3 separate regions of the Homo sapiens genome follow, and all the other regions are linked to region 2. A link is a contact called in ENCODE Hi-C data. All regions are on one chromosome and are shown on one strand. Each heading gives the region's core, a stretch centred on a gene start or an enhancer-like site at or near the end of the contact. The rest is flanking DNA. Distances are from core to core; before and after follow the strand shown. Region 1 holds the start of SYT7 (synaptotagmin 7). Region 2 holds the start of INCENP (inner centromere protein). Region 3 holds the start of SDHAF2 (succinate dehydrogenase complex assembly factor 2).

Region 1 (2,700 bases), core at 82-2,581, 540 kb before region 2:
GGAGCCTGGAGGCTCTTCGTTTGGGAGCACATCCTGGGCTGGGGAGTCGTGCTTTTAGCATCAGAGAGAAGCCCAGAAACAGACCCTGATGCCAGAACTGGCAGACTGGGGGTGCTGGGACTGGGTGGAGCACCCCAGGTGGGAGCGGGGATGGAGCCTGGGCAGGAGCTGCAGGGGACCTGCCTACAGGTGGGCACTGGGTGAGGAGGCATCAGGAGCCAAGGAGGAAATGGCAGAGCAATTTCCGAGGAAGACGGGAAGATTCTTCGGCTTTGGCTTAGAGGATACCAAGCAGACAGTGGGCTCCCAGGCCACTCCCCTGGCGGGCGAAGCAGAAGGCAAAGGAGTTCGGCCCTCCCCCACCCCAGGACGGGAGAGAGTTTGGGGTTGTTTGCTTCCCCCTCCCCAAACCTAGGAGAACATTCTCTTGGCACCCCCATTCTCATGAGCCCCTGCTCTCTTTCCCTTCAGGCACCCCCGTCTCACCCATCAACGCCCCTGCAGTTCCCCACCCCCCAGAACCTCCCTGCCCAGCTGCCGCACCAGATTCCCACTTGCCCCCTGGCACCCTCTCAATTCACAGTTGGCACTGCGATGCCACTCCGCTCCCCTGTGCCCGCAACCTTGGCCAAGAGCTGCCGGGATCCTCGCCCTGGGGTCCGCCAGCGCTGGCACCCCCGGGGCACCGGTGCTGGGGAGCCTCGGGTGCCTCTGAGGGCACTGCCCGGCTCCCACAGGGGCAGCGGCTCCTCGCTCCGCCACACACGTTGTCCTTGGGCTGTTGAGGGGTGGGGGAGAGGTCCTTGTGGGGACACTGCGAAGCCGGTCCCAGACATCCAGCCTGGCAGTGTCCAGACTGCGGGGGACCGGGGTCCGAGCCGCTGCCGCTCGATCCCGCGCCCCCGGGGCTGGGATGACCCCTGGGGGAGCCCGTGCGGCTCCGGGCGGACAACAGCCCCAGGCTGGGGCTCCGAGACGGCGTCCGGCGCTGCCGCTGTCCTGCCCGCCGGTGCGGGGCGCCCCAGCCCGCCGGGGCCGCGCTTACCTGGGCTGGCCGCCTCCGGGTCCCGGTACATGGTCCCCTCGTCGCCGGTTCCCTCCGGGCTCCTCAGAGCCGCCCGCGGCCGCGCGCTGCTCCGCCGCCGCCGCTGGGCATGGGGCCGGGCGACCCCCGGGGGCGGGTCCGAGGGCGGGGGCCGAGCGGGCTGCACCTAGCCGCGGAGCCGGGGAGCGGGGGCCGCCCGCCAGCCCTCCCGCCCGCCCGCGGAGCACGCTGCCGCCGCCGCCGAACAGCGCCGAGCCGCCTCCCTCCGGCCTGCGCGCCGCGTGTGCGCGCCGGAGCGTGTGTGTGTGTACGAGGCCGTGTGTATGTGTGTGTGTGAGCGCGTGTGTGAGCGCGCCCGGGGCACCGCCGGCGCCGCCCGCCAGCCGCCGAACGCCGCGGCCACAGCCACCGCCTGCGCCCGCTGCCGGCCGCGCGCCGCACTGCACCCGCGCCCGCCGCCGCCCGAAGCCGCCCCGAGGGCACGGCCGCCGCCCCGCGCCCCGCCCGCCTCGCAGTCCCCGCGGGGAGGGCCGCCGAGCCCCACGGCCGGGCTCGTCCGGCCAGGGGATCCGGCTCCGCTGCGCGACCCACCCCCAGCCCGTGCTCCCCCGATGGCCGCGGCCTGGCACCGGGCAGGGCCGCAGAGCCGGCCACCTCCTCCGAGGTGCCCTTTGGCTCCGATCCAAAAGGCGTGGAGATCCACTCCGGGTTTTCCGCTTGCTGGCGGCTCGAGGGCGTCAGCTCCGGACTCAACACCGCGGCGGTCCGGGGCAGACGGACTGGTGTGTGCAAAAACCAGGAGTGGAATTTTTGGCAGCGCTGAGCCTGGGTCCGCCAGTCCGGTCTTTCTGCAAGCTCGCACACAGGTGGAGCCGAAAGGGCTAAGATCCCTGCCCTCGGTAGGAGGTTTGGCCTAGTGACCCTCCTCACCTAACCCAGCCCCACGAAAGAAGAAAATAGACTTTTCAGCCTCTGGCTATCCCTCTATAGCAGCAGCTCCTCCTCTGATCCTCCCCTCTATTCCTTGACCCTAGCACTTCGGAGGGTAGGAAGGAAATCCCTCCTTCTCCTTCCAACCCTGGACCTCTCTTGGTCCCCTCTGCCTCTCTGCCGGCTCAGCACAGTCTAAATCAGGTGAACACTCATTTCTCTACAGAATTTGGATGATTTGATTCTGGGGCAGGGAGGAGAAGAGACCTGTCTCCTAAGGATAAGAAAAACCCAGAAATGAACCATTAGTGGTATGGTAGGCACAGAGACCTCCCTGCACACACCTACACACGTAATCACCTACATACACACACACACACACACACACAGACATGATGCCCCCCACACACACACCCACACAGACATGCTGCCCACACAAAGAGACACATACACTGACGCTCCCCACAATACAGGTGCTGCCCCTACCCTTCACTGATGGGTCAGGTAAGAGGGCAAAATCCCTGGGTCTGTGGCAGCATCCTGCCCTCCCCTGTGCTGAGAATGCAGTTTGCAGGTGAGCCAGGCTTCCTAGAGTCAAGGATTATTATTTCCACCCTGAGAAATCCACTTTTGCTGGCTTTATACTGCACTACTCATGCCCAGCCACACCTCCACCTGCCCACAGTGTGGAAGGCAGCCAGGAACAACCCTCTATCTCAAGTCTC
Region 2 (3,053 bases), core at 11-2,510:
CTGGTCTCGAACTCCTGAGCTCAGGCAATCCACCCGCCTCGGCCTCCCAAAGTGCTAGGATTGCAGGCGTGAGCCACCGCGCCCGGCCAGAGATTCTTTTTTTTTTTTTTTTTTTTTTTTGAGACGGAGTCTCGCTCTGTCGCCCAGGCTGGAGTGCAGTGGCGGGATCTCGCCGGCCAGAGATTCTTTATAGGACATATTAGTCCTTGTCTTTCCCCCCCCGCCTCCATATTGGAAAGATGAACTAATTGAAATATGACTTAGTAAAAACATTGTGCCAACTTGAAACCTTGATTTAGTAAAACATCTCAATGTTTAGATCCTTTGTCCAATGGTAGTATTTATCAGATGTATTCAGCTTGCTCAGAAAACCAAAAGGGCATTACAACCACAAAAGCAAAGAAAAATAAGAAAACGTCCCATGTTTGGATCTTGTTCTACTTGTAAAGATTAAATTGAAATGATTAGGCTTTTCGATTCATGAGCCAAATACCGTAACACCCTGGCCTTTGATGGGTTTGGATTTTTAACATTACTCCTGAGATTTCAGGAAGTGGGGTTACAGTTACACTCCTTATAGCTGCTAAGTGTATTAAGTTGAATGTAAGGATGCATAATATTGTTTGAATTGAGCCCCACTACCAATTCTTTAAAAAATGGCATGAATTCCTATACGTAAATGATTTGGTGGAACTATTCCATCATAATTTCTAAATTGTTTATATACCAAGGTAGCCTTAATTTGTATATGTTTCAGTACAATGAAATTTTACTCCCTCTGGGATGCTGTTTGGTTTGTATTTTGAGGAATGTTTTTCTCATGGGAAGAGGAACCTATGACTTCTGTACCTAGATAATTTGTTACATTAAAAAGCTGGTCTTTCAGCAATGTAAGTATATACATACATGTTTTTATGAGGAAAAAAAAGCAGCAGAGATCAGAAGACTGCCACCGTGCTTGGAGAAGAAAGAAAGCCGCGCGTGGCCTTCGCAGTGCTCGCCGGGACTCGTAGTTCCAGGTCTGCGGGCTCCTCCCAGGCGGGGATCTACTTCCTCTCTCGGCCGCGGCCGCAGCACCCGGAAGCTGAGGGGGCTTAAAGTCTTTCGCTTCCTTTCCCCGCCTCTTAGTCCCGCAGATTGCTAGTGGATATGGCCAATAGGAGGGCTGACTGGTACTTCCTGTTATTTGATTGGCTTAAAATTTTGCAACCGCCCGGACAAACTTGCCGAGGATTGGCTGAGCCTTCAGTTTTGAAAATCATAGTTTTCGCCCGCGCTGCGCCGCCTGGTTGCTCCTCCCGTGCGGTGAGTCCCGAAGGCCCGGAGCCAAGTGGGTCTGGGCAAGCGGGGCCTTACCTAGGGATACCACCGGACTTGGATCGGAGCAGCCTTCAGGGGACGTGGCGCAGTCGAGTGAGTGCGCGTGGGCGTGGGGATTGGGGGGTGGTTCGCGATTTTTTCCCCGGTCCTCTGCTCCGTCCCTGTCGACTCCGGACCAGGGTCGTGACTCCCCACCCCAGCCCCTGGCTACCTGGGCATATGAGGGTCACCTCTTCCAAGTGGCGAGGTCGCCTGCCTTGGTTCTCGGGCCCGAGATGCCTCCCACCCTTTCCACCTAGGCCCTCAGCTTCCTAGAGCATAGCCCCGTTCCCTCCGCTCCCGGCTGCTTGGCACCTTGTGCCTGTGAGGATTAGTGTTGACTTGGACGCGCAGGAAGCCCGAAACCAACCCGGTTGTTTGGCGGAATGATGCCAGATGGCATTTCTGTGCAGTTAAACCCCTCTCTCAACGCCCCCGCCCCCAGCTGAGCAGCATTTTAAACTGACCATTTCCGGAGGCTGGGCCGCCCCTTGTCACTCCCCAAGCCTGTTCGCTGTCAGCGGTTCAGTCTCATTCAGCTAACATGGGTTGCTCGCGGGGTTGCCCAGAGCCAAGACTGGGCACCTGCCTTTCAGAAGTTGATATCTAGAAGGCGGTATAGCCAGTGGTTAAGGGCACGGTTTAAAGGCGGTATAGCCCGTGGTTAAGGGCACGGTTCTATTTATGCCCCTGATTTACCGGCTGATTTTGACTTCTCTTTGCCTCAATTTCCTCATCTGCCCATGCGTATCCTCAAGGTTGTGGTGAGAATTAAATGAGATGATGTCTGACTCGGGCATGGAGTATGACTCAGTAAATGGGAGCAGCTGCTATGCGCTTTCTGCACAGAGGTGTGGTAGGCGCCCAACTTACAGCACCCTGAAAAGGACAGGAGTCATAGAGGAGGACGATGGGGCCTTCAGTCTGGTGTATGGTGTGGAAGAAGTGTTGGAGAGGAGGAAGACTGGAGAGTGTCTTCCTCGGTGAGGTGTTGAGTGCTCTTTATCTGTGTGCAGGTGCTTACATGGGTTGAAGAAGAGATTTTTGCTGCTCTTCCAGGAGCCTGATTCTTGGTACACTGATTCCTTCTTTTTCAGGGTCACCTCTGTTTTAACTTACGGTAACCCTTTTTAAATCGTTGCGCTAAGGTCTGCTAGAAGCAAACCTCCCCGTGAAAGAAGTCCAATTGCTTTCATGGACTTTGTGAAAGAAGCTCTCATCCACGTTGCCCATTTGAACAAATACTTTTTAAAAAGTTAGCCAGTTGTTGCTTTTCTCTGCAAACCTTTGGCTTCCTTAAACAGTTTTCTCTTTTCTGGCCTGAGGTCCTGCGCTTTGCCAGGGCTGTGGTCTGGGTGCAGAAGGGTTAGGGGAAGGTGAGGGATGACAGTGAAAAGGGCTTGCCCATGATTGGCTGGCTGCAGAGCCGAGGTTTCAGCCCAAAGCCTGTACGATCCTGCCCATTTGGCCCTGCCCTGATTATTGCTGCCCTTGGCATCTGGGAACAGGGGTTTTGAACATGTGTTGGTCAGTTCTAACCTGTGCAGATTAAGTTTATTTGGTGCCCTTTGTGTGGTGGGATGAGCACCTATAGGATGTTTATTTCTAGGTGTAGAGTTGATGGGTGGATTAATTCATTTAACAAATAGTCCTTGTTGCCAGGCACTGCTGTGCTCTGGGCATTCAACGATGAG
Region 3 (2,852 bases), core at 35-2,534, 690 kb before region 2:
CATGAATACCGTAGCAAATGTACTTTTGATTTTTAAGTGTGGTTAGTCTGACACCCACCTTTGGCTTCCTGGGGAGTAAATTCCACAGGTTGATTCACCATTCTATTACACCTGCTTTTTATTTGCTCTTAAATCAAAGCCTTTAAAATTAAGCCTGGAGCTTCAAATTAACATAAAGAGGAATGGAGTGTAGTCTTTAAAGTTTCTGCAGGAGAAAAATTTTAGACCGGATAGACGCGTGTTCAAGCCTAGGACTGGTACAGCTTGAAACCACTGCCAGTTTGCTGAAAATGATTCCTCAGATGATCAAGGAAAATCCCAAAGCTCCTGATGACACCTCACCTGGTTGAACTCCTCGTCAGCATATATATCAATCAAGTCCACTCCTTCTGACATGGCTCCGGAAGGAAGATCGCGAGTCCGGAGGATGGACAAAGTAAGGAAGATGCCACTGCGGGATTCGGAAAAATGCAAGAATTAGAAGGCACGAGGGTCCTGGGCTGGGAAGAGGGTAATGATTGCTAACCTCCCATCTCCAGAGACGCAGCATCCTGGCGGCCCCAGCTCGGCCCCACCCGCTCCGCCCCGCCCCCGGCCTCGCGCCGCCCACCGCTCTCCCAGGCCGCCGGGGGTCGCTGCCCATCACCCTCGGGCCCGACCCGGGTAGCGCCGCGTCTGCGCCGCAGCTGCCTATGGCGCGACGGAAAAGTCCCACCCTCGGGTCCTAGTGGCCCTAGGACGGCGTTGCGAAGAATGACCGCGGCGAAGCCCGCAGCCCCTATCCGCTGCACCTGCCTAGCCCCCAAGGCGGCTCCGGCCAGAGCCCCCAGGTGTCAAGCAGCTCCAGCCGCCTCTGCCCCCAACCCAGGCCTACTCTTCGCCCCCAGCTAGGCCCGCCCCGCTCCCTCCCGACAAACCCGGCCCGGCGCGCTCTGCCTCCTCCCTCAAAAGGCCCGCGACTCCCTCCGCCCGCAGACTCCGGCCGTCCCATCTCAACCGACCCCCTTCCCGCCTCAGTGCCGGCCCGGACCCCTCTTCCGGCCCAACCTGCCCCCGACCGCGCGCCCCCGTTACCGGGAATATGGCGGCGGCGGCGGCGAGTCCGGACTAGGCCCGAAGCGCGCGAACCGCTCTCCGCCCCAGGTCCCGCCCCCCCCGCCGCCGGCGTCACACGCACCGCCACTTCCGGCATGCGCAGGGACGCACCTTCCGGCTCAGCTCCTCCGTGGCTGCCGTGGTCGGCTGGCCGGGCGGCTAGGAGTTCCCGGAAGTGCCCGCGCAGCCGGTTTCCGGTGCAGGTGGGGAAAATGGCGGTGTCTACAGTGTTCTCGACTTCGTCGCTGGTGAGGAGAGAGAACGTTCTAGCGTCCGGGGCGGGCGGCAGCGGGGATTACCCTTTGTCTTCCTCTGTGGTCTCTATCTTGGGGAGAGTTCGTCTGCCCGATAGCGCAGGGCAAGGGCAGGCCCAGGGAGAGGCCGATCCTGCAACTCAGGAAATAAAGGTCGCTTCCATTCTTTGGTGAGCCTACTGTGTGCCGGTCTGGAAATATCTGCTTAAACGATCAGTCATCGTCCAAGACCCAATTCGCCTCTCACCTACGTCCCAGGCGGGATTAGCCCAACTTCCCTGGGCTCCCCTTCTCCCCGTTCTTTAGTCTTTAATGCTTTTCGTGGTTTCACATAGTATCTTCAGCTTTTTGTTTGTTTATAATTGACATATAATTGTACGTGTTTATGGGGGTACAGTATAATGTTTTAATACATGTGTACATCGAATAATCAAATCAGCGTAGTTAGCATGTCCATCACCTCAAATCTTTATCATTTATTTACGGTAATAACTTTTCAAGATCTTTTTCTAGCATCTTGACATATACAGTACAGTGTTATTAGCTGTAGTCACTCTAATATGTAATAGAACACTGGAACTTATTATTCTTTTTTCCTAGCCTGCTGTTATAAAGTAACTAACTTTGCCTCTATCTTCCCCTCCTACCCCCATCCCTATCTTTATTCTTTTTTTTTTTTCCTGCAGACCCAGGGACTCGATCTTTATTCTTTTTTGATGTAGGCGTTTACACTATAAACTTCCTTCTTAGTACAGCTTTTGTCGCATCTCATAATTTTGTATATGTTGGGTTTTAGTTTGTCTCAGGATATTTCCTTTTTGTTTGTTTTTTGTTGTTTTCCTTTTTTTTTTTTGAGACGGAGTTTTGCTCTTGTCGCCCAGGCTGGAGTGCAATGGCACGAACTTGGCTCACTGCAACCTCCACCTACCGGGTTCAAGCGATTCTTCCGCCTCAGCCTCCCAGGTAGCTGGGATTACAGGCATCGCCATCATGCCTGGCTAATTTTTGTATTTTTGTAGAGATGGGGTTTCACCTTGTTGGCCAGGCAGGTCTCGAACTCCAGACTTAAGGTGATCCGTCCTTCTCGGCCTCCCAAAGTGCTGAGATTACAGGCGTGAGCCACCGCGCCCGGCCTGTTGTTTCCCTTCTTTTTTCTTTTTTTCGTAGAGACAGGTTCTCACTATGTTGCCCAGGCTGGTCTCAAACTCCTGGCCTCAAGTGATCCTCCTGCCTCAGCTTTCCAAAAAGTGCTGGGATTACTGGTGTGATCCACCATTCCCGGCGTGTCTCAAGATATTTTCTAATTTTCCTTTTGATGTCTTCTTTGACTCATTGATTGTTCAAGAGTGTGTTGTTTAATTTCCACATATTTGTGAATTTTCCACCTTTTCTTTTGCCATTGATTTCCAGATTTTAATAAAATGTCTCTTGTGCGGCATATAGTTGAATCTTTTTTTTAATTCATTATATTCAGCCACTTCATGTCTTTTGGTTGGGGAGGTT

What was found. Hi-C counts contacts between places; a loop is a spot of excess contacts on that map. Pooled maps may share reads with other maps.
Region 1: a loop to region 2 is called in a map of CD4-positive, alpha-beta T cell, with 2.8 times the contacts of the local background. The contact joins the promoter of SYT7 here to the promoter of INCENP in region 2. A Hi-C loop is called at or near these places in 2 of 168 maps with a recorded cell type or tissue (CD4-positive, alpha-beta T cell and CD4-positive, alpha-beta memory T cell) and 8 of 50 pooled maps.
Region 3: a loop to region 2 is called in a map of CD8-positive, alpha-beta T cell, with 8 times the contacts of the local background. The contact joins the promoter of SDHAF2 here to the promoter of INCENP in region 2. A Hi-C loop is called at or near these places in 4 of 168 maps with a recorded cell type or tissue (CD4-positive, alpha-beta T cell, CD8-positive, alpha-beta T cell and naive thymus-derived CD4-positive, alpha-beta T cell), 3 of 37 single-sample maps with no recorded cell type and 13 of 50 pooled maps.

The regions. Positions count from the first base shown.
Region 1 is chr11:61,579,745-61,582,444 of GRCh38, forward strand. SYT7 (synaptotagmin 7) reads right to left here and starts at 1,332. Exons shown (of 13, transcript NM_001365809.2): 1 at 1,046-1,332. The coding sequence starts at 1,076. It overlaps LOC105369331 (a long non-coding RNA gene), which reads right to left. Exons shown (of 5, transcript XR_950166.3): 5 at 1,662-2,249. RefSeq lists silencers at 1,353-1,442, 1,463-1,612, 1,623-1,782.
Region 2 is chr11:62,122,751-62,125,803 of GRCh38, forward strand. It overlaps INCENP (inner centromere protein), which reads left to right and starts at 1,261. Exons shown (of 19, transcript NM_001040694.2): 1 at 1,261-1,413. LOC124902681 (a long non-coding RNA gene) reads right to left here and starts at 961. Exons shown (of 2, transcript XR_007062697.1): 1 at 907-961. RefSeq lists enhancers at 872-961, 1,492-1,561, 1,551-2,132.
Region 3 is chr11:61,428,840-61,431,691 of GRCh38, forward strand. SDHAF2 (succinate dehydrogenase complex assembly factor 2) reads left to right here and starts at 1,285. Exons shown (of 4, transcript NM_017841.4): 1 at 1,285-1,343. The coding sequence starts at 1,308. CPSF7 (cleavage and polyadenylation specific factor 7) reads right to left here and starts at 1,136. Exons shown (of 10, transcript NM_001142565.3): 1 at 1,075-1,136; 2 at 343-451. The coding sequence starts at 396. RefSeq lists enhancers at 351-999, 1,356-1,415 and silencers at 506-935, 1,046-1,215, 1,074-1,409.